Regions from separate parts of the Homo sapiens genome. Here all the other regions are linked to region 1. Evidence: read pairs that join two places in POLR2A ChIA-PET (ENCODE). Cell type or tissue: HepG2. All regions are shown on one strand. Links, peaks and the distances in the headings refer to the core of each region. The heading gives the core; the rest is flanking DNA. Region 1 overlaps DRC7 (dynein regulatory complex subunit 7). Region 2 overlaps CCDC102A (coiled-coil domain containing 102A). Region 3 overlaps ADGRG1 (adhesion G protein-coupled receptor G1).

Region 1 (10,400 bases), core at 5,367-10,366:
AGTCTTGAATCAGCTCTGTCTAGGCAGCTGGCAAGGTGAACCCCTTGGGTGGTTACAATCTGGGCACACTGCCTATGGGGTAGCCCTGCTCCACAAGGAGCAGTCCATCTGCTGCTGCCGTACGCTGCCACTTCAAGTAAAGTTGCCTCTAACACCACCAGCTTGCCCTTGAATTCTTTCCTGGAAAAAGCCACGAATCCTCACTGGCAAAGCCCTGATTTTGGGGCCTGCCCCTGCATCAAGAGCAACAAAATTGATAAACCTCTAACCAGATTGATCAGGAGCAAAAGAGAGAACACACAAACTACCAATATTAAGAATGAATGGGGTAATGTCACTAAAGACTTTAACATATTAGAAGGAAAATAAGGAGCTATTTTGAACACTTTCATAACAATAAATTTGAAAACAAATGAAATGGACAAATTTCTTGAAAGATACAAACACCAAACCTCACTCAAAAACAGCTTGAGTCTTCCTATTGAATTTGTACCTTAAAATCCTTCCACAAAGAAAATTCCAGCCCCAGATGGCTTCACTTGTGAAGTCCAGCAAACGTACAAAGGAAATCATGCCAATTCTACAGAAACTCATCCAGAAAACTGAAGAAAAGGGAAACTTCCCAACTCATTCCATGAGGCCAGCATTACTGTGATACCAAAACCTGGCAAATATATTCTAAGAAAACTACAGAACAATATCTCTCTTCAACAAAGATACAGAAATTCTAAGCAAAATTTTCAGTTCAACACCAATAATATATAAAAGATTTAACCATCACAATGAAATGAGGTTTATCCCAGGAAAACCATGGTTAGTCTAACATTCAAAATCAATCCAAGTAACTTACCATGTAGATAAACTAAAAAAGAAAAATCATAATAATCTCAATAGACTCAGAAAAAGTATTTGACAAAAATCTAGCATCTATTTCTGAAAAAACTCTCAGCAAACTAGGACTGGAGAAAAACTTCCTTTATTTGATAATGGGAACCAATAAGAGAAACCTGTGGCTAATACTATACTTAATGGTATCAGACTAAATGCTCTCCGTAAGATCAGGAATAAACAGGTTTGCTTTCATCACTTCTGTTTAACATTTACTGATGATTCCAGCCAGTGTGATAAGGGAAGAAAAGCATCCAGATGGGAAAAGAAGTAAAACTGTTTTTATTCACAGATAACATAATTATCTGTATAAACATTGATGGAATCCACGCAAAGGCTATTAGGGCAAATAAGTGAATTTGGGAAGATTTCAGGATAGAAGATCAATATGTAAAAATCAACTGCATTTCTATTCACTAACAAAGAATAGTCAGAAGGTGAAATTTAAAAAAATCATAGCATCAAAAAGCGAAATATTTAGGAATAAATCTGACAAAAGATGTGCAAGAACTGTACACTGAAACCTACAAAATGTTGCTGATAGAAATTTTAAAAGACTTAAATAACTGAAGAGAGATACCATGGTTCATGGGTGAAAAATTCAATATTGTTAAGAAAACGGTTCTCTCTCAATTGATCTATGGATCCAGTATAATCTCAACCACAATCTTCTTTTTGGGGCCCGGGACAGTGGTTCAAGCCTGTAATCCCAGCACTTTTGGAGGCCAAGGTGGGTGGCTTGCTTGAGACCAACCTGGGCAACATTGCAAAACCCATTTTTTGTCTCTATAAAAAATACAAAAATTAGCTGGGCATAGTGGCACATGCCTGCAGTCTGTAGTCCCAGCTACTCGGGAGGCTGAGGTGGAAGAATTGCTTGAGTCCAGAGGTTGCAGTGAGCCGTGATTGCATCACTGCACTCCAGCCTGGTCAACAAAGGAAGACCCTGTCTCAAAAATAAAAATCTTCTTTTGGGGTGATGAAAAAATTCTGGAATTAGATAGTGGTGATAGTTGCACAATCTTGTAAATATACTAAAAGCCACTAACTTGTGCACTTTAGTGGATTTATGTTATGTCAATTACACCTCAATTTTAAAAAGGGGGGAACACAATCAGTCTAATTTACCACTTAATAGAAGAAAAAATTATGATCATTTAATAGATGAAAAAAACATTTGATATAAACAAATTTTGTTTGATTAAAAAAAAACCTGCTAGTGAACTGAGAAAGAAATCCCTTAGTTAAATAAAGGGTAGCTAGCTATAAAAACCCTACAGTCAAGATAAACATCACACAAATAGTGAAATGTTATGATACTAAGGCGTTACTTGTGAATCAGGACTGAGACAAGGATGTTCAGAATCCCCACTTCAATTTGACATTATACTGGATGTACTAACCAGAGAAATAAAACAAGAAAAAGAAATGAAAAAGTATAAGGATTAAAAATGAAGAAACAAAACGGCCATCATTCAGCTATAGAACTGATTGTATATGCAGAAAACCCCAAAGTCTTTACAGATTAATTTTTAAAATGAATAAGCAGGTTTAAAACTTACTGGATATGTGAACAGTTTGCAAAAAGCAATTGCTTTTTTTTTTTTTTTTTGAGACAGAGTCTTGCTTTGTCGCCCAGGCTGGAGTGCAGTGACGCAATATAGGCTCACTACAACCTCCGCCTCCCAGATTCAAGCAATTCTTCTGCCTCAGCCTCCCAAGTAGCTGGGATTACAGGTGCCCACCACCACACTTGGCTATTTTTTGTATTTTTAGTAGAGACGGGGTTTCACCATGTTGGCCAGGCTGGTCTTGAATTCCTGACTTCAAATGATCCACCCTCCTCAGCCTCCCAAAGTGCTGGGATTACAGGTGTGAGCCCCCACACTCAGCCAAAAATCAATTGCATTAAATAAAACCACAGTGCAATACCATTACATGTCCACTACAATAGCTAAAATGGAAAAGAAAGTATCCAGTATTGGCAAGGATGTGGATGGAGCTCTGAGAACCCTCATACATTGCTGGTGGGAGTGTAAATGGATGCAATCACTTGAGAAATCGGGCAGTATCTACTAAAACTGAGTATGTGCCCACCCTGTGACTCAGCGATTCCACCCCTCAGTAGTTACCCAACAGAAATGTGTGTATGTGTTCACTGAAATATATGTATACAAATATTCATGGCGGCATTATTCAAAATAGTCCCAAACTGGACACAGTCTCAATGTGCAACTGTAGAAAGGACAAATAAGTTCTGGTGTATTCAAATAATGGAAAGTAATAAAAAATGAAAATGAACAAACCACACAAAAAACCACAATGAATTTCATAAACATAATGAGTGAAGGAATCCAAGAGTAAGAGTATTGAATCACTGTGTGATTCAACTGATGTAAACTCCAAAAACAGATGAAACTAATGGATGTCGTTAGAAGTCAAGATAGTGCTTAACTCTGGGGACGATGGTAGGGTTGGTGGCCAGGAGGAGACATGAGGGGGCTTCTAATGGTCCTGGCTACACAGGTGTGTTCAGTGTGTGATAATTCAATGGTATGTACACTTAGGATTGTGACCTCCTCTGTACCCTCTTGTAGGCGCGTGTGTGTACCAGTGCCACATACGTGAGTTAAAAATACATTTGGAGGAAGATAGTAATTGTGCAAAGGGACTTTGTGGGGTTTGGGCAATATTCTATTTCTTGGTCTGGGTGTAGGAAACCAAGGTGTGTTAAATTTGTGGGATTTCACTGAACTGTATGTATGCATGGGATGAGTGTACTTTTCTGCATGTAGGTTACACTTCAATATAGAGTTTTTAAAAAATGCATTCAAACAATCCACACTTTAGAAGGATACACAAATCAGGAGAGACAATAATCGTATCAGAATGGTTATTCATGGGCAAGGGAGTGGGCCATGGAGACGCAGCTATGGAGAAGGTTCAAAGCCCTCGTGGCCTGGTGTCTCGCTCTCCCCAAGGTCTGGCTGCCATTGCTTCCCTCTATTCCTATCACCTGCACTGTGCCTGCCACACCCACCCAGCTCCCCCTCCCTAGGCACCTTGCAGCAGTTCCAGCAATCCTGCATGTTGATCCAGTAGTTCTTGTGGTTCCACAGGCTTTCGATGCCCAGGAAGTGCTCATCCTGGGTGCTGTAGCTATGTCCTGTGAATGGGTCGATGAAGAAGTTCTCAGGCACCTCGCGCTTCCCCGATAGCACAAGGACCCAGGAGTGCACCCGCAGGCCGTGCAGGGCATCCGGCTTTGCCTTCTCCGCTTCCTGCCAAGGAAAGGTGGGTGACTACGAGTCAGATGGCTGGAAGAGGAGTGTCAGGGGCCCAGACATCTCCCTGGGGCTGGGGAACCAGCAGGAGAGCTGAGTTCTGATGTAGACTGCACCATCAACCGGAGTGTGACGGCCCATCTCCCCTCCCATCACCCAACCACTGAGCCCATTTGTAAAATCAAAACAATGGGAGAGTCTGACTAGATCTGTGGTTTACAAATCGGACTCTTTGGGGCACTGGGCATCTGGGGGTTACCGGCTTTATATGTTATGACTTTGGGTGAGGTTTCATCCACAGAAAGGAAATGGGAGACCAAGTACCTTTCTTATCTGCCTCCCTCTGAGAGAACTGTGACTGTCTTGTTGTTCATTGTTATGTATAAATAGGTCTGGACCAGAAAAGAAGCTCAAGGAATACTCTATGGAAGGAAAGGAAAGAAGGGAGTGGGGAAAGAGGATTGGAGGAAGGATAGGAGTGTGGAGTTGGAAGAAGAGATGGGAGATGGGTAGGAGGATGGCTGGCAGGATGGATGAGAGGACTGATGGCAGGAAAAATGGATAGGAGGATGCATGGGAGGAGAGAGGGGAGGATGGATGGATGGGAGGATGGGTGGATGGGAGGATGGATGGATGGGAGGATGGGTGGATGGGAGGATGGATGGATGGGAGGATGAGTGAGACAATGGATGGATGGGAGAACAGTGGGTAGGAGGGTGGATGGATGGGAGGATGGACGGATGGGAGGATGGGTTGGAGGAGAAATGGAAGGAAGGATGGATGGATCGGAGGATGGTGAGAGGATGGATGGGAGAATGGATGGGAGGATGGACGGATGGGGGGGTGGGTGGGAGGATGGACGGATGGGAGGATGGGTGGATGGGAGGATGGATGGATGGGAGGATGGGAGGATGGGTGGATGGGTGGATGGGAGGGTGGGAGGATGGATGGATGGAAGCATGGATGAGAGGACGGATGGATGGGAGGATGGATGGATGGGAGGAGAAATGGGAGGATGGATGGATGGGAGGATGAGTGGGACAATGGATGGATGGGAGAACAGTGGGTAGGAGGGTGGATGGATGGGAGGATGGACAGATGGGAGGATGGGTTGGAGGAGAAATGGAAGGAAGGATGGCTGGATCAGAGGATGGTGGGAGGATGGATGGGAGAATGGATGGGAGGATGGATAGTTGGGAGGATGGACGGATGGGAGGGTGGGTGGGAGGATGGATGGATGGGAGGATGGGTGGATGGGAGGATAGATGGATGAGAGGATGGGAGGATGGGTGGATGGGAAGATGGGTGGATGGGAAGATGGGAGAATGGATGGATGGAAGCATGGATGAGAGGATGGATGGATGGGAGGATGGATGGATGGGAGGCAAAATGGGAGGATGGATGGATGGGAGGATGGGTGGATGGGAGGATGGATGGATGGGAGGATGGTGGGAGGATGGATGGATGGGAGGATGGTGGGAGGATGGATGGATGGAAGGATGGATGGGAGGATGGATGGATGAGAGGATGGATGGGAGAATGGATGGATGGATGGGAGGATGAGTGGGATGATGGATGGATGGGAGAATAAGTGGGTAGGAGGGTGGATAGATGGGAGGATGGATGGATGGGAGGATGGATGGGAGGAGAAATGGGAGGATGGATGGATGGGAGGATGGATGGATGGGAGGATGGATGGGAGGAGAGATCAGAGGGTGGATGGGAGGATGGATGGATGGGAGGATGATGGATGGGAGGATAAATGGGAGGATGGATGGATGGATGGGAAGATGGATGGATGGGAGGATGGGTGGGAGGATGGATGGATGGAAGGATGGATGGGAGGAGAGATGGGAGAATGGATGGTTGGGAGGATGGATGGATGGGAGGTGGGTGGGAGGACAGATGGATGGGAGGATGGGTGGATGGGAGGATGGATGGATGGAAGGTTGGGTAGGAGGATGGATGGATGGGAGATGGACAGATGGGAGGATGAATGGGAGGAGAGATCAGAGGATGGATGGGAGGATGGATGGATGGATGGATTGGCGAATGGGAGGATGGATGGGAGGGGAGATGGGAGGATGGATGGGAGGAGAGATGGGAGGATGAATGGATGGGAGGGTGTATGCAGGTATATCCCCAGTAAGAGTCTAGAGCAAAGAGGACACCAGAGCTGCCTAGCATAGAATGGGCTGCCCCAGGCAGTACAGTGCCCTGATGTTAGGAGTCCATCATGAGAAGCTGGCTGACCACCAGTGGGAGATTCCTGCAGGGCCAGGTAGAGGTTGGGGGTGATTGTGAGGTGGACCTAGTTGGGGGGTCCATACACACATCCCCTCCATGACCTATGCCTCTTTTCCCATCCCTAGCAGTCCTTTCTCGATAGCTGAGCCCAGGGGATTCAGGGCTGAGGACCCACCATGAGGCGCTCCTCCTCCTCCCTCAGCCGCTTCTTCTCCTGGGCTCTGATCTCCTGCTGCTTCTTCACCTCTTGCTCCTGCTCAAACCTGCTGCACAGGTCCCTGGGGGGTTTGATGGTATACTTCTTAGGCAGCACCTTTTCCTCCTTCTTGATGGTCTGTCACCCAAAAGAAGAGGAAGGGTCAGTGGCCCTGCATCCCCCCTTTACATGTGCAACTCCAAGAGGTGAGACCCGCCCAGCCAGTCCCTCAGACCGGGGGATGGCAGCTACTCCTGTAGCCTGTGGCCTTTCTGGCTCTAAATGCAGCTCCAGCTCCATGACCTTGGGAGGTCCTCTCACTTCTCTGAATCTCAGGTTCATGGTGTGAGAATAATAGGAACTTTCTCCCCAGCCTCTTTCTGAGAAGTAAAGACAGAAAAAATGCCCGAGGGAGGTACCTGTCAGGGCCAGGAGCTCAGGAGGTGTGGCTTTCTCCTCTTCAATCCTCACCACCCATCCTAGCCATGACCTGGGTCTGATCCAGAAGTGGGGAGAATTGTCAGGAGTTGGATTTTTCAGATCTTGTCATCGGAGGGCCTCATATGTTGACTTTAACAGTTTGCTGGGCCAGGAAGGAGAAGAAACCGTGTGTGTGTGTGTGTGTGTGTGTGTGTGTACGCTTGCGTGTCTACAAATGTGTGCTAAGTGGCAAGAAGTATTCCCAGGAAAGAGCACTGCAGAGGCTGCAGAGGTGGGCCTGTGATAGTCATGAAGGAGAAATAGTGAATCTCCAGCGTTTCAAGTTCCCTGAGTCTCCATTTTCCTGCTGTGTGACTTTGGCCACATTATGTTACCTTTTGATTTCATCAACATACTCATCTGTAACATAAAAGTGACAATATCTACCACACTGGGCCATCGTGGGGAGCAACAAGCACAATGGACATGAAAGCGGATTTTAAACCCGAAAGTTCTCTGCATCTGTTTGTTATTGATATAATGTTAATCATTAAGCTTTTGGCTGAGCTGAGAGCTGAGATGCCCGGGTGGGAGCTCAGAGGCTTTTTTTTTTTTTTTTTTTTTTTGGAGCCAGAGTATCCCTCTGTTGCCCAGGCTGGAGTGCAATGGTGCGATCTCAGCTCACTGCAACCTCCACCTTGCAGGTTCAAGCGATTCTCCTGGCTCAGCCTCCCGAGTAGCTGGGTTTACAGGCATGCACCACCACACCCAGCTAATTTTTATATTTTTAGTAGAGACGGGGTTTTGCCATGTTGGCCAGGCTGGTCTGGAACTCCTGCGCTCAAGTGGTCCACTTGCCTCAGCCTCCCAAAATGCTGAGATTACAGCCTCCCAAAATGAGCCACCGTGCCCAGCCAGAGGCTTTTGAAGCCAAAAGCCATGGCGGAGCTCGTGCTCCATCTTCTCTTGGGGAGGTGGGCCTGAGAGAGCAAGGCTCTTCTTGTGCTTCCCCTTCTGTCTCGCCCTTCTCCCACCAGAGCACCCACCCTGGGGTCCCTGGGTGCTCACCCAGGTATAACCCAGGTACACAGTGATCCTGCTGGATGCCTCAGGTCCCTGGATCCCCATCTCCAAGCTGCGGACACCCACAGGAGCCTGACCCTGATCCCAGAGTCCTGGAATTAATCCACCTCATGAAGAGCATTTTCTGTCTGTAGCATGACTATTTTCTAAATGTAAAGAGATGCATTTGTGATTCTGATATTCATTCCAGAGTATTTCTTGTGTCTGTAGCAGCCTGTGGTCCTTATGGAGATCTTAATGAGCAGATCTAAAAACACAGCCACCAGCCACTGAACAGTTGGTGATTTTTTTTTTTTTTTTTTTTTTTTTTGCTATTAAAAAGGGGCCTTGAGGGCCAGGCACGGTGGCTCAGGCCTATAATCCCAGCACTTTGGAAGGCTGAGGCGGGAGGATTGCTTGAGTCCAGGAGTTCACGACCAGCCTGGACAACATAGTGAGAACCTATAAAAAACAAACAAAATTAGCTGGCCGTGGTGGTACTCGCCTGTAGTCTCAGCTACTTGGGAGGCTGAGGCAGGAGGACGGCTTGAGTCCAGGAGGTTGAGGTTGCAGTGGGCCGAGATCATGCCACTGCACTCCAGCTTGAGTGACAGAGTGGAAGAGACCCTGTCTCAAAAAAAAAGCAGGCTTTTTACCTCGGGAGTGTGGGACTGAGAACCAAATGTCTGTTCACTTGTCTGTTATTTTTTATTTCTTTTATTTATTTTTTGAGATGGAGTCTTGCTCTGTCACCCAGGCTGGAGTGCAATGGCGCAATCTCAGTTCACTGCAGCCTTTGCCTCCCGGGTTTCAAGTGATTCTCCTGTCTCAGCCTCCTGAGTAACTGGGACTACAGGCACATGCCACCATGCGTGGCTAATTTTTTTGTATTTTTGATAGAGACAGGGTTTCGCCATGTTGGCCAGGCTGGTCTCGAACTCCTGACCTCAAGTGATTTGCTCGCCTTGGACTCCCAAAGTGCTGGGATTACAGGCATGAGCCACCGCACCTGGCCTATTTTCTTATATAAAAATGGCTGGCTGGATTTTTATCAAATGCATAGGGTAAATTTGGAATCGTTTGACTTAAGATATAAGCTATGTGGCATTCATAAAATTTACCAAGCAGGGAGCATAGTAGCTGAAAACTGAGTTACAACAGACAGAGAAGAACAGCCAGCTTGGAAAACTGGGCTGGATGTGTTAAGACACCGAGGACATAAATCACTGGTGGTTTGAAATATGAACTCCAGGGCAGCGGAAGGGCTGGTGGTGAGGGATCTGTGTCCGCGTGGCCAGGGCTGGGGATGAGGCGGCAGTGATGGACGTCTCTAAGGATGGCACGACAGCACCGGGAATGTTCATCCTTTGGGAAACCCGGGCAGCTCAAGCCCGACCATACCTCCTTGGGCTTCACAGTGAGTGGGCACACCTCCCGCGTCAGGTCCATGTGGCACAGGTCCAGCGAGCCGTAGCCGTTGACGCAGTAAGCATCATAGCCAGAGCCGATAAGCATGGAGCAGAGCAGCGTACTGAAGTCAAAGCAGTTCCCCTTCTGGTACTTGAGCACAGTGGTCGAGGAGTACAGGTGCGAGGGCTGGTCACAGTGGGACGGTCAGCACAGCTGGGGCCCCGCTGCCCCAGCCTGTCCTCCCCACCGGTCACAGCCCACCACCTGTCAGGGTGGGGAGCCAGGACCAATGCACAGGCTGGACCTGCTTTGGGCCCCTAACCCTTGTGGGGTCAGGGAGCCTGCTAAGAATGGAATGACAACCAGACACCATGCCATTCACATTTGCCTGTCATTTGAAGGGGCTATGGACTTCCTGATAGGGGGAAACCTTCTGGACTGTAGGAGTGTCTGATCTAATGCCCTCTGACTGGTAAGTTTACTGTTTTGCTCCAATGCTCCCCCTTCCTTCGATACCCACCTTTCCTCCTCCTCCCTTTATCAGTTCTCCACTGTTGACCTTGCCCTTTCTTCCTCCCTCCCTCTATTCTGAAGGAGAAGCTGACGAATTTGGTCAGAAGCCCAAAGATGGGGTTAGGGCCACGGGCAGCCGGGCCTCCCCTCTCTCTTTCCTGTACCGCTTGAAGCCATGGCAGGGAAGCTCTGAATGCAAAGGAGAAAAGAGGTGGGAACCAGAAGCCCAGGCTTGCTGTGTGTCCTCAGGCAAGTGGCTGTCTCTCTCTAGGCCTGTTTGCCCTTAGGGGCCCTGAGAGGCTGTACCCTGAGCCTGGCTGAGCTTCCTTTTCCCAGACCGTGCCTGACATCCCATTGAAGGAAATCATGTACACAGTGAT
Region 2 (5,000 bases), core at 1-5,000, 190 kb after region 1:
CTAAGGCCCAAGAGGGTAAGTCTTTCCATGGCCACACAGTTGGTGGGTGGCCAGGCAGAATCACCCCTGGCCATCAGCCATCCAAGCCCTTATTTATTGAGCATTTACTATATGCTGCTGTTTGCTGAGATCTTGTGGCTTAGAGAATGGGCTGCAGAGACCTAACAGCTATTGTGCCATGGTAAACTGAGCCTCGATTTCCCCATCTGCCTGGGATGACGCCCATAAAGTGTTGTGCAGGGGCCCAGGCGTGGGCCCAAGTCAGGACCCATGCCTGGCTGGCTCTGCCTGCTCTGACCCTGCAGCACACACCCTTCAAAAGACCACTTAGCCTTGGGGCTTTCCCGCAGTCTGGGTCACATTGTTCAGGAGCCATAAACTCCAGAAGTGGGCAGGCAGGCCCTGCTGGGCCTCTCAAGTGCTTCCATCGGGGAGGGTGGGGCCACCCAGGACCGCTGTGTCGTTTTATTTTCCAACTTTTTGTGCTTTAATGTTCCGGGGACAGCTCACTAAATCACTGTGCAGTAATGGAGGCCCCCGCCTGTGCCCCTCCCTTACGTGTTAATAATTCATGTCTTCCAGTAAGATGCAGCCGGGGCGGCCACTTTGCTGGGGGGTTGGGGGAGGGATCGGCATTTCCTTCACCAGCTCTTCTTAGACTCAAAGTTTTCCTCGTAAATTTTGACTTTAGGAATTTTAATGTGAGGAAGAACTAGGGCTGAGCCCTTTCTCACTGACACTGGGAATGTAGAGGGCTCAGCCCACCCTGCACTGTCACACCAACCAACTCTGCTGCCTGTGCTCTGAGAGCCAGGCTTGGGTTCAAATCCTGCAGCATGACCTTGAGCCAGCTCCTTCACCTCTCTAACCGCCCAGCTGCTCTGGCACCACCCACTTCAGTTCAGAGCTCTGCCCCACTCCCCACCATCTGTGTGACTTTGAGCAAATGACTTCACCTTTCTGTGCCTCGGTTTCCTTGCTTGTAAAATGGGGGTGATAATGGCACTTCTATCATATAAGGAGATTACAGGAGATGAGACAGCAGGGAAAGCACCAGGGAAGGCTTAACTGCTCCAGCACCAGCTGCAGCCACCTTATCGGGGGACTACCAGCCAGGCTGCTCTAACCTCCTGTCACCCCCACCCCACAGGCTCCGCAGGCAGCAGCAGAACGCTCCCCTCTTCGGGAAGATCCGCAGTGCTCGCTTTGGCACCGAGGAGGCCGAGGATGGAACCAGTGACCTGGACGAGGACGAGGACCTGCAAATCCAGGTGGCCTAGAGCTTCCTGTGGCTGGGCAGGATGGGCCGCCCCATACCTGCCCAGGGTCCAGGCTAACCAGCCACTCAAACTGATGCAGTGCCTAGGCTCACTCTGGGACCAGTCCCTGCCACAGCCGACTTTCTTCTCTCCCAGGGATGGCGTCAACAGTCCCACCTACCAACGCCCTGTGGAAAGGAAGCCTATGTTTTATATATATATATACACACACGCGCGCGCGCGCGCGCACACCCAGAAGTCTTTGGACCCATTTGGTTTTATAAATACAGGACAGCTCCAAGGCCCAGTCCAGATGACCTCACCCACCCAGGACTTCATGCAGGGCTGGGCATGTTGGGGGCAGTTGTTGGAGCCCCACCCTGGGCTGCCTCTCTAGGCTTCGCTGTTCATCATACAATGCAGTGAACCCAGTTATTTGTAATAAATGAAGTTCAAGTTCTTGGGGCATCTGAAAGTATGGCAGATGTGGGCGGGGGTTGTGGGGGACGGCATCGGCCTGCACCTGACGCTGAACCAGAGCTCAGGAATGTCAAGTAACTTAATAAATGAGTGAATGTGAAGAAGAAAGAATGAATGAATGAGGCCAGCCACGGTGGCTCACACCTGTAATCCCAGCACTTTGGGAGTCCAACGCAGGTAGATTGCTTGAGCCCAGGAGTTCAAGACCAGCCTGGGCAACATGGCCAAATCCCGTCTTTACTAAAAACACAAAAATGAAAAAAAAAAAAAAAAAACACAAAAATGAGCCGGGTATGGTGTTGATTGCCTGTGATTTCAGCTACTCAGGAGGCTGAGGCAGGAGAATCGCTTGAAGCCAGGAGGTGGGAGTTGCAGTGAGCCGAGATCACACCATTGCACTCCAGCCTGGGCAACAGAGCAAGACTCGGTCTCAAAAAAAACCCCACAAAGAATGAATGAATAAACATCTGAGCTGCTGAGCAGTCTGGTATCCACTCCTGTGGCGAGGAGGAAGAAAGTACAGTGCATGCCTACTCTAGAGACTTCAGTTCTGGCACCCGATGGATTCATGTCTCTGCCCCTTATTAGCTGTGCAACCTCTGGGAAGTTACTTGCCCTCTCTGAGCCTCAGTTTCTTCATTTATAAGATGTCTCAGAGCTGTCACAAGAATTAGATAGGTTAACCCAGAGCTCGGTAAAGGTTAGTTATATTAAATACCTAAAAGTTTTCCCTGGAGAGGAGGGATTTGCCAGGTGGGCGCAGGGGATGAAGTTCAAGTATTGATGGAAGTTTACCTAGAGGTAGATGTGGACACAATAAATTACAAACCCTTTTTTTCCCCCCAGCCCTGCCCTACATAGCGAAATTACAGGCAGTTTTATTTTTGGTATTTAATTTCTATACCTTCTATAACCAGCAGATTTATGTTAAATCTGATGGTAACAGTGATTAGAAACATGGTAGCAGGCTGGGCATGGTGGCTCATGCCTGTAATCCTAGCACTTTGGGAGGCTGAGGCAGGCAGATCACCTGAGGTCGGGAGTTCAAGACCAGCCTGGCCAACATGGTGAAACCCTGTCCCAACTAAAAATACAAAAATTAGCCGGGCCTGGTGGCAGGCGCCTGTAATCCCAGCTACTCGGGAGGCTGAGGCAGAAGAATCGCTTGAACTCGGGAGGTGGAGTTTGCAGTGAGCCGAGATTGCACCACTGCACTCCAGCCTGGGCGACAGAGCAAGACTCTGTCTCCAAAAAAAAAAGAAACACGGTAGCATACACTTTTGATCTTTCACAGTCAAAGTGGCTTTCGGGGCATCTGCTCTTTTGATGGGACCCTTTAGGTAAATTCTCAGTACCCGGGCCTGCTTTCTGCAGAAGGAAGCGTTGCCAGGATTATTCTAGCATAAAGAAGGTGGTGAGCTCCCTGTGTTTAGGGCTGTGCAAGGAGAGGCTAGGGCTCCAGCCTGGCCCCAAAGAGCAGTTAAATTCGGTTGACAAAGGGGCTGCCTGCTAGGGGTGGGAGAGCTGCACTAAATGATTTTCTCTCGGTGTGGCCTAGTTAAGAGGGAGCCATGAGGCCACAATGCTCAGAGCTGTCCCAGGGACACCAGGGACACCTGGTGCTGGGTCTCAGGGTCACCAGGAGCTCTGGGGATTGTGAAGAGGAGAGAGGCAGACCCAGGAGCCCAGCTGGGCGCTAATAAATAAGGGCACTGAAAAATTTTCTGTTGCCAACACTAAATTAATGATGTTAGCGAGGTGGGTTTGCTGCCATGGCAAAGCCCCTGGGCTCTGAGGGGGATGGGGAGGCTGAGTGAGACAACCACGGGGACTCCTGCTTTGTGGCCAGTGGAAAGTCAGCGCCAGTGGAAAACAGGGCTTTGAGAAGAAGGTCATTTCCTGCCAGGGATCTGTCTGCTTTCTCTCCCAAATAGGAAGTTGGTCCCAGAAAAGGCTGAAAGTGCTGCCCTTTGACCCTGAAGAGCTAGGAGGCAGGAGCCAGGCCCTCACTGACACTAGCTCTAAGAGCCACCTCCGGCTGGACCTGCCAGACCTGCCATTCCCAGACACAGAGCAGACCCTGTCTGGCGTGGCCAGGCTCCCCCAGACTCCCTGGCACCACCTGTGAGATAGCACTGAGCAGGGGCCTCATTACAGCCCCTATCTCCCAGGCAGACTGCTCCTAAGAATGTCAGCAAGGAGAGGGTCTGGCTTCCCACCTCCATGGTACACAAGAAAACAGGCCTCGGGAGGGGAGGGACGGTTGCAGATAGGGCTTGGAGATGGTCCCAGCCTGGAACGTGTGCTGCTTCTGCTCACAGCCCTTCTGTGGCTCCCCAGCTTACCTGCAGAGAAAGTCACCTAGTGTTCATGGTGGCCACTGCCCAAAGAAGCATTAGCTTTGCCTCATTTGATACTTTAAAAAGTATTTAATGCGTTGCTAACATTAGTAATGGGAGGTTTTCCCACAAAGCCATGGGGTTCCCTCTCTTGAGAAGTTAGCATCTCTGACCAGCGTGGACTCACTCCCACATGGCTACAGCTGCTGGGCTGAGAGGAGGCTCCTCCCTGGGGTGGGACACAGGCACCCTGGGCACCGCAGTCCCCACCACTCCCTGCAGCCTTCCCCTGCACTGCCCTCACTCATTTAAATTACTGCCCCACTCTTGGAGGCATTTGAAGATTTTTCCTCGGGCTTAGTCCAGTTTCTCTTTGAGCAAGTAAGGAAACAGAGAGAGGGGAGGTGCTGAGCCCGCCAGCATGAGATGTAGCCAGGCCAAGAGCACATGTCACTCGCGGGCTCTGATCCCCTGCAGGCTCCTGGTCACTCCAGGGGTGACTGCCAAGAACAGCTAGAATGTGTTGAGCGCCCCTCCCACCCCACTGTGCCTCACAGGCATCGTCTCACTGATCATTCCCAACAGCCACACGCGGTAGGTGTCACCATCATCATCCTATTTTATGCTGAGGATCCAGGGGCTCAGAGAGATGGAGTGATTGTTCCAAGGCCACACAGCTGACTAGACATGAAACTGGGATCCCGGCCAGAGCCCACACTCCTTTATTGTTTTTATTTATTATTATTATTTTTGAGACAATGTGTGTCTGTGTCACCCAGGCTGGAGTGCAGGGGCACAATCCCGGCTCACTGCAGCCTCTGTCTCCCAGGTTCAAGAGATTCTCCTGCCTCAGCCTTCCCTGTAGCTGGGATTACAAGCATGTGCCACCACGCCCAGCTGTTTTTTGTTGTTGTTGTTGTTG
Region 3 (7,448 bases), core at 3-5,002, 68 kb after region 1:
TTTAAATGGAGATTTTCTCTGGGACATGAAGCTATCAAGACCAGTTGTCCATCTGGCACTTGGCTAATCCCTAACTCTCCCCCACGTTCAATGCTCAGCCAACTTTATTTGAACATCTCCAGTGACAGGGAGCTCGCTCTCTTCCAAGAGGGCACATTCCTTTGATCTCTAAGTTTTTCATACCCACTGAGTCAAAGGGAAAAGGACATAAAAACTGTGGTACGCCCCAGACAGGGCACAGAAAAGAACCAGGGGTTAGAACCCCCACCGAGGTTTTCGGTTCCAGGCCAGCAGATAGGGTGGGGTTGCTCAGGGGTGCAAAAGGTCCTGGGGTCTCAGTCAACCAGCTACAAGCACTTTCTCAGAGCACAAGTGGGGAACCCCACTGGCAATCACATTCTGAGGGGAGTCCAACAGAGGAAGGGGCTTTGGGATGATTTCTGGCAGAGGCCATGGGAAAGGCAGCAGGGGCTTGGGGCTGAGGGGATGGTGTCTCTGCAACTCCCCTTCTCCCCCGCCCCTCCGTGGAGCAGAGCCAGGAGGCAGCTTCAGTCAGGAGGCTGCTATTGTCTCACTGCAGGCCCAGAGCTGGGTCCCATTCAGGCCCTATTTTTGGCCCCCGGAGGAAGAGGAAAAGAAAGCAAAGAAAGGACTTGCTGTTCTCTGGTGAAACCTTCTCCCGGAAAGGCTCACAAGGCTTGCTGGCCGGAGAAGGCGGCCTCTGTTGCATCAAAGGATCCTGTGCTTAAAGGGAGCTGGCAAGGGGCTGTGGTTCAGGGGACCTGGGGGGAGGTACAGACGAGGCACACCACGCCTTTTACATACACTTGGCACTCACTTACAACAGCAACCCGGAGAAACAGAGGCACAGCTTCCCCAGCCCCACCCATAGTCCCTAAACATCCCACTCATAGTAATAATAAAAATAACTGCAATAGCTCATTGCTGCCCAGAGCCAAAAGCCAAAGCACTGTCTTACTTCACACCTACAACATTCCCGACCAGGGTCGGGGCGGGGACTGAAATGATGAAGCTCATTTTGTAAGTCAGAGAACTGAGGCTCAGGGAGCAGCAGGACTGCTGAAATCACAAGCCAGTGACCACAAGCCTACTCCCGTCCCCCAGCCTTACGCCACCCCATCCCTTCCTTGCAGTCGCCAACTCCAGCCACTCTAGACTTCTGTCCTCAGACACACCTCAGGGTCTTTGCGTGCACTTTTCCCTCAGCATAGCACATCCTTTCCAGGACCCTTTCCCTGACTGCCTCCTTCTCAGGCCTCAACTCAAATGTCCCTTCCTCTGAGAAGCCTTCCATGACCACCCAATTAAAATTATCTTCCGTATCCATCACTCGCTTCCATGTGATTTATTACCCGTATTGGCACCCAACATTGACATGACTCTGCCATTTGCTTACCTGTTATCCCTTGCTCAGCTTTGCTGTCTCACCTGTCTTGCTCACCACCTGCATCTCCAGTACCTAGCACAGTGCCTGGTCCATAGAAGATCCCCAGTGACTGCTGGATGAGTAAATGAAGACTGAGACGGAGCTGGGACTCTAACCCAGGGCAGGCAGGCTCCACACCTCTTCCCAAAAGGAGCCATTCCTGATAGATACTAGATAGCCATTCCTGATAGAAGATCTAGAAGATCCAACCCAAAAGTGCCACTCAGGCTATGTGAGGGGTAGGGGATAGGGGATGGAGAGGGTTCAAGCACTGAGCCATCTCCACTCTCCAGCATCTAACAGGATCAGGAGCACACACACCTCTGCCGGCTGCTTGGCCAGAGAACGGTTCCCAAGACTGTGCATAGCCTGATAGGATCTGAAACACAAGGCAAACTCCCCTTTGTTTTCCCGATAAAGGCTCTGAGAAGTCCCACAGCATGGAAGCCTGGGAGCGCATGCCTTTCCTATGCCACTGGGGCCACAGACAGCTTTAATGGCTGCTGGATTAGAAGATGTCTGAGATTCCATCTGAATCTGTGAGCACTGAACCTTGGATTTTCTCTCTACATTAAAGCAAAATTACCACCCCCAAGACCCTCAAAGGCCCACTCCTGTGGTTCGGGCCTAAGGGGAGCCCAGGTAGCAGATGTGCAAAGAAAAGTGGGTCCCGTTCCCATTGCTGCAGACCCCAAGCTCCCACCTGGGCTCCCCATGGGCTCTCCAAGGTCAAGCAAGGAGGAGAAAGGGCACGTGCCTATGGCCATGGGGTCCTGCGATCTAGCAGGCTGGGGGTGGGGTGTGTCCCGAGGACTAGTCTGCAGAGACTCACGAGGCAGAGCTGGGGCAGGGCAGGGAGCCACGTACAAGTGCAAACCATAGGATATGCACTTGGCCTCCCATGCTTCCAGGGCCACTCTATGAGGAGGTACTATCATTCCCATTTTATAGCAGGGACACAGGGACACGGAGCTTGCCCAGGGACACAGAGCTCGTAAAACTGGATCCAAAGGAGCATGGTGCACTCCTTTCCCTGGGCTGCCTCTGTTGTCCTGCATGCCCTGGCAACGACATGGAGAGTCGGCAGCAGCTACTCCATAGAGAGGGAAAGGGAGGCTCAGAGGGGCTGAGCCACAGGGCCCAAAGCCTCACGGCCCAGGGAACAGGGGCGGGGTTGGACCTTGCTCACTCCTGTGCTCACGTGGTTTGCAAACACTACCGTCCTTCCTAGATCGCAATCACTAAAGGTTCTGACTCCAGTTTCCCAAACCCAGGTAGGTAGACAGAGACGGGACCCTGGGGCATGCCACCACCTGCTGCAGGATCTCCATGAAGAGACACTGGCTGTCCTCCCCCACCATGGCTGGCAAGGGTGCTGCACTGGTCCCAGCTCCCACCACCTCCACTTAAGGTGCCAGGAGGCAGGCAGGAGAGGAGCTGGAGGACAGACCGTGTGCACCTGGTCCCCTAGGTGTGCACACAGGTGGCAGAGTCCCCCAGAAGGTGTGGCCAGGACAGCCATGGCATAGGATAAGTACAGCTTTGAGGAAGCTGTGCACGAGGGTTTCTTCCAGCTTTGCCCACTGCCCATGGCTCTAGGCAGGTGGGGGGCAGGGGAAGTGCCATGGGGTCAGGAATGCCCCTATTCAGGTTCAAGCCTGTTGGATAAGGGAGAGCAAGGGGTCCTGAAGATTCAGGAGGTGGGTGTCCTGCCCTCCTGACCTCCCTCAGCCTCTCCCTGTTCACTCCAGTCCTCTTCAGCTGGGTCCCTCTCCCCCTCTGCTCCCTCCCATCCAGCCCACTGAGCTATTTACACATGGACAGGGGTCTCTGAAGATGCATTCATGGCTTTCATGGTGGAGGTTCCTTGGAAGAACCTTGCCAGACAGCCAGGCTATGAAGAGGGTTTCTAGATAGAGGCACCACCTGCCCACAAGCATGGCCTGATGCGGCTAGAAAGACCCATGTGATGCTTAAGGACATAGCGACTCCGGGGAATGTGGGAATTGGGTGCCCATCTCCCCCAAGGCTAGGAAAGCTCAGGGCTGGAAGCAGCCATGAAGAGGAGCCCCATGCGATGCCAAAGTTGCTTCTGCAACGCCCCTGCCACACTTGAACACCTACAAAGGTGGGGAACTCACTACCTATCATGGGAATGGCCATCTGTGGTACTCTGGGGAAAAGTCCAGGCTAAGAGGCAGGAGACTGGGTTCGGGCTCTGCTACCACTGACTGCTCCGAGCTCTTGGGCCTGATTCCTCATCTGTGAAATGTGGATAAAGTTTCAAGTCTTAGAGGGCCAGCAGCACTCAAGATTGAATGAGGGTCTTTGTAGGCAGTGAAGTGTATGCCCCAGGGGCGGAAGTTTGGGCTGTGAGTCGCCCCTGAACTGTTTGGCCCGTGCCCAGATGGTGACACAGCAGAGGAGCAGTGGGCAGAGGGCACAGGGCTGAGCATGACTCAGGGGCCCCTGCCAGCCCCTTGGGCTCACCCCTAGCATCTGTCACCATCAAAGCAGGTGGGTCTGGGCAGTTGTCTGACCCCCTGCCACAGGGTCCGAGACCCAGGGTGCCAGCCACAGAGCCACACCCTGAGGCCCAGACTCAGCCAAGGACCCAGAAGGGGTCAGCTGCTCAGCCTAGCTCCCAGGGGCCTAGGGTGAACTCACCCAGCAGAGAAGTGACCACAGTGCTGTTCTGTCCCAGGAAACCAGCTCGACTGGAACCCAGGCCTCCTCTCCAGGGCTAGGGCCATGGCCTCTGGTCCTTTGAAAGGTCGGCGGTTCTGTGGGTAATGGCTCCAGCTCAGCTCCCCAGCCCAGGGTCACATTAACTCACTCCAAAACCTGGGTCAGGTCTCAGGTCTTGGGGAACATGAAGGAGTCCCAGGCTGGACAATGCCTCGGGGCAGCAGATCAAGACCCCAGGAATGGGCATGTCCAAAGGGGAAGCTGTCACAGGATTGGTGGTTTTCCCGGTAACATCCTGGGAGGATGGCACCATTGTTCCGGATAAAGTCTCCAATGCTCTCTAAGAACAAGGCTTGGTCATGGCCCAGAAGGGGCAATTACAATAGCACTTGAGGTGTGCCCAGCCCTGCACTCAGCACTTAAAATACAGAGGCTCACTTAATCCTCTCAGGATGCCATTACCAGCCTCATGTTTACAATTAGGAAGACGAGGCACAGAGAGGTTAATATACCTGTCCCAGGCCACACAGCCAGTAGAGCTGGGACAGAATCAGGCAGCCCCAGAGCCCACACCCCTAACAGCCCACCTCGTGCTGCCTCTCCTAGGGGGCAGCCTGGCTGAGGGATGGAAAAGCAAAGGTCTGGGACAGCTGGGGACAGGGTCTGCGTCTCATGAGCCCCTATGACGTGTGGCTGTCTCGGTTCATCCCCACAAAGCCGCATTTAGGTATCAGAGACTTTCACAGCCCAAGTAATGAAGTTGTGAGAAATTCAGCCGCTTGCTCTAAGTCATTTTTCAAGGATTTGAGCCTAAGTCAATGAGCCCATGACCTGGAAGATTAAACCTCCAGCTGAGGTTTAGGGAGAACCTCTTGAAGTCATGCACTGTGCTAGGTACATACTTTGCAGCCACTTTTGCCCCAAATTCCACAGCAACCCTGCAAAGGGATGTATTGTTATCTCCATTTACAGGCAGGGAAACGGGTCCAGAGAAGCTGTCATCTTTGGCAGTGGAATGCAAGTCTCCACAGCTCCTCTCAAAAGTCAGCTTTCCCCCATGGGCCTTGAGCATCCAGGCTGGGGGTACTAGGAGGACAGAGACCTGGGGACGGGAGGGGAAAGGGCCTGGGAGGTGGCAGAGGCGGCTCTCTATCTCACTGTTCCTTGTTTTGCAGTTGGTGTAAGTGGCCCCGAGTCTGGGAAGCCAAGCCAGAGCCATTCACCGCAGAACTTTTCAGGCCACCAGGGTTGGGCTGGCTCTTGGACAGCAAGGCCATCTCCCCACCGCCAGGCCATCTCCCACTAATGCAGAGAGGCCTGTCCACCGGTGCCCGGAAGCATGCCAGCTCCTCCGGGGCTGAGCTTTTATCTCTGCCTGGAACTGCCAAGCATACCACAAACTGCCTGAGCCTGCGCAGGCGCCAGCTCGGGAGCCCGACGCCCACCACACTGGCCTCCTCACCAAAGCACGAGTCAGGCTGGAGGTGGGTGAGTGAGCGCCACTGGTGTCCAGGTGGCCGCAGCTCTCCCAGCAGTAGCGGGGGCAGGGAGAAGTGCTCACAGTTATTTCAGGTTATCTCTGGGCCTCAATACAGCCATCTGTCCAATGGGAGAGGTATTAAAAAAAGGCTTAACATTCCCACGTATGGGAAAGGCACTTTCCCATATGCTTTCCTCTATCAACTCTCTTCATGCTCATAATAGCCTCTGAAGCAGATGTGATTGTGATCCACAGTTTACAGATGAGGAAACCGAGGCACAGGCCCATGTTCCCACAACCAGAGAGAAACAAAGCCAAGATTCTCCCTGGGCAAGCCACCCTTGCTGTCTCTACGGGCCCTGTCACCCTACAGGTGCGTGGATTTGGCAGTGGCAGGGGCAGGGTTCAAGACACGAGCATGTGCCTGGCTGGCTGAGGAGCCTCCTCTCCACCAAGGGACAAGAGCCCAAATTCTGGATCCCCAAAGATGTGGGGTTGCTCACTGGGTAAGCCTCCCCTGCCTCAATGTCCTCATCTGAAAAGTGGGTGTCGTGTGCAAGGCACTGAGCCCAGGGCCTGGCAGAATCTGAGGTCAGGGAAGGTCCAGGATTGCTCCCATCCAGGCTGAGCCATCAGGGAACCAGGGAGAGTTTGGGGCTTAGCTGACCTCCTGCCAGGGCAGGCTGGCACTGGGCAGTGGTCAGAAAATGTGTGTCCCTTCCTACTCCCCAACCCTTGGCCCCTCTACCCAGCAGTCCAGACCTAAGACCAGAATCTACAGGGCTCCCCTGGGGGCCTCAAGGAGCCCCAGATGGGGCACCAGAGACAGGAGGAGGGGCAGGGTCTCAGCCAAGTGACGGCTCAGGAGAAAGGAGGCCTGGGAGGCTGAGGCCGTGCCACAGCCCCGCCCCACCCGGTTTGAGAGACCCCTTTGTGCCAGCCCGCCCCGCCCCCCATTTGCCATCTGCCCAGTTGCTGTGTCTGGTCACCCCTGACTGCTGGGTTTGCTCACATGATGTCCCCATCTGCTGTGAGTCAGAAGGCGGGGTCCACAGGGCCACCCCCAGCATGGGGACGGGGGCTGAGCCCTGATCAAGCTCCAGTCTGGGAGGAGGAGGTGGTGCTGGGGTTTGGGGCTCTGTTGTCACACTCCCCTCTCCTCCCTACTTCCACCCGACTTCCCCACGGCCTCCTCCATGGCCTCCCTGGGAGCCCTGCCACATGGAAGCCCATCCTGCATCCCTGAAATGGCACAGCCCCCCAGACCCCACCTGCACACAGCTTCTGCACAGGATGGCGGAACCCGCATCCCAGTCCGGCTGGAGGACGGTCCGCAGTGGTCCCTCCATGGCTGTCCTGCCCACTCCTCTTACCTGCCTTTGTCATGCTGGGCCTTGCCAGGAGGCCAACCCCTACACCAACCCTGCTGCAGCTCTGCCACCTCTCTCCTGTCCTTCCCCTCGACTGGGCGCCACCTCCCCCTCGTCTCCCTCACACGTGAAGCTGCTCCCAAGCTTGAGCCTTAACCCAGCAGCCAGAGACTGGGACTGCCTGGCCAACCTCACACTGAACACCCATCCTGGCCCTCCCCGTCCTGCTGGGTTTGCAGCCTGGGCCCCCAGCCCCACACAGCACCTGCCTGGCGAGTCCTCCTGCCTCTCTTCCCCCCCACAGAGCAGATTGAGACCTGCTGGCCTGGCTCATCAAGTCCCATGAAATGACCCATGCCAGGGGTCCGGTATCACCCTCCCCGTGGTCCCCAGCTTGTATCGTTCCCCAAATGTTTTCCTAAGTAGTTTCCTCCACTAGGACTCCCCCTACAGTGCTCATACA

The links. Peaks named below come from ENCODE experiments on the same cell type or tissue, not always from the same donor. Only the 100,000 strongest peaks of a DNase experiment are listed, where the experiment ranks them.
Region 2: POLR2A ChIA-PET joins it to region 1 with 5 read pairs; 2 of 35 experiments call an interaction of 5 or more read pairs at or near these places.
Region 3: POLR2A ChIA-PET joins it to region 1 with 5 read pairs; 1 of 35 experiments calls an interaction of 5 or more read pairs at or near these places.

Annotation. Positions count from the first base shown.
Region 1 is chr16:57,701,229-57,711,628 of GRCh38, reverse strand. It overlaps DRC7 (dynein regulatory complex subunit 7), which reads right to left. Exons shown (of 19, transcript NM_001289162.2): 6 at 9,499-9,693; 7 at 6,595-6,753; 8 at 3,951-4,169. Among named protein-coding and RNA genes, the nearest start is that of DRC7, 12 kb to the right of the region's middle. In HepG2, for the core only: no CTCF peak of the experiment used is centred there; DNase peaks (open chromatin) are centred at 7,158 and 7,538; H3K4me3 peaks cover 1,372 bases.
Region 2 is chr16:57,509,021-57,514,020 of GRCh38, reverse strand. CCDC102A (coiled-coil domain containing 102A) reads left to right here. Exons shown (of 9, transcript NM_033212.4): 9 at 1,151-1,840. The coding sequence ends at 1,280. Among named protein-coding and RNA genes, the nearest start is that of DOK4, 25 kb to the right of the region's middle. RefSeq lists enhancers at 3,791-4,291, 4,987-5,000. In HepG2, for the core only: no CTCF peak of the experiment used is centred there; no DNase peak of the experiment used is centred there; H3K4me3 peaks cover 954 bases; H3K27me3 peaks cover 662 bases.
Region 3 is chr16:57,630,808-57,638,255 of GRCh38, reverse strand. The region is part of intron 1 of ADGRG1 (adhesion G protein-coupled receptor G1); the gene reads right to left. Among named protein-coding and RNA genes, the nearest start is that of ADGRG1, 5.9 kb to the right of the region's middle. RefSeq lists an enhancer at 6,510-7,165. In HepG2, for the core only: no CTCF peak of the experiment used is centred there; a DNase peak (open chromatin) is centred at 2,635; H3K4me3 peaks cover 675 bases.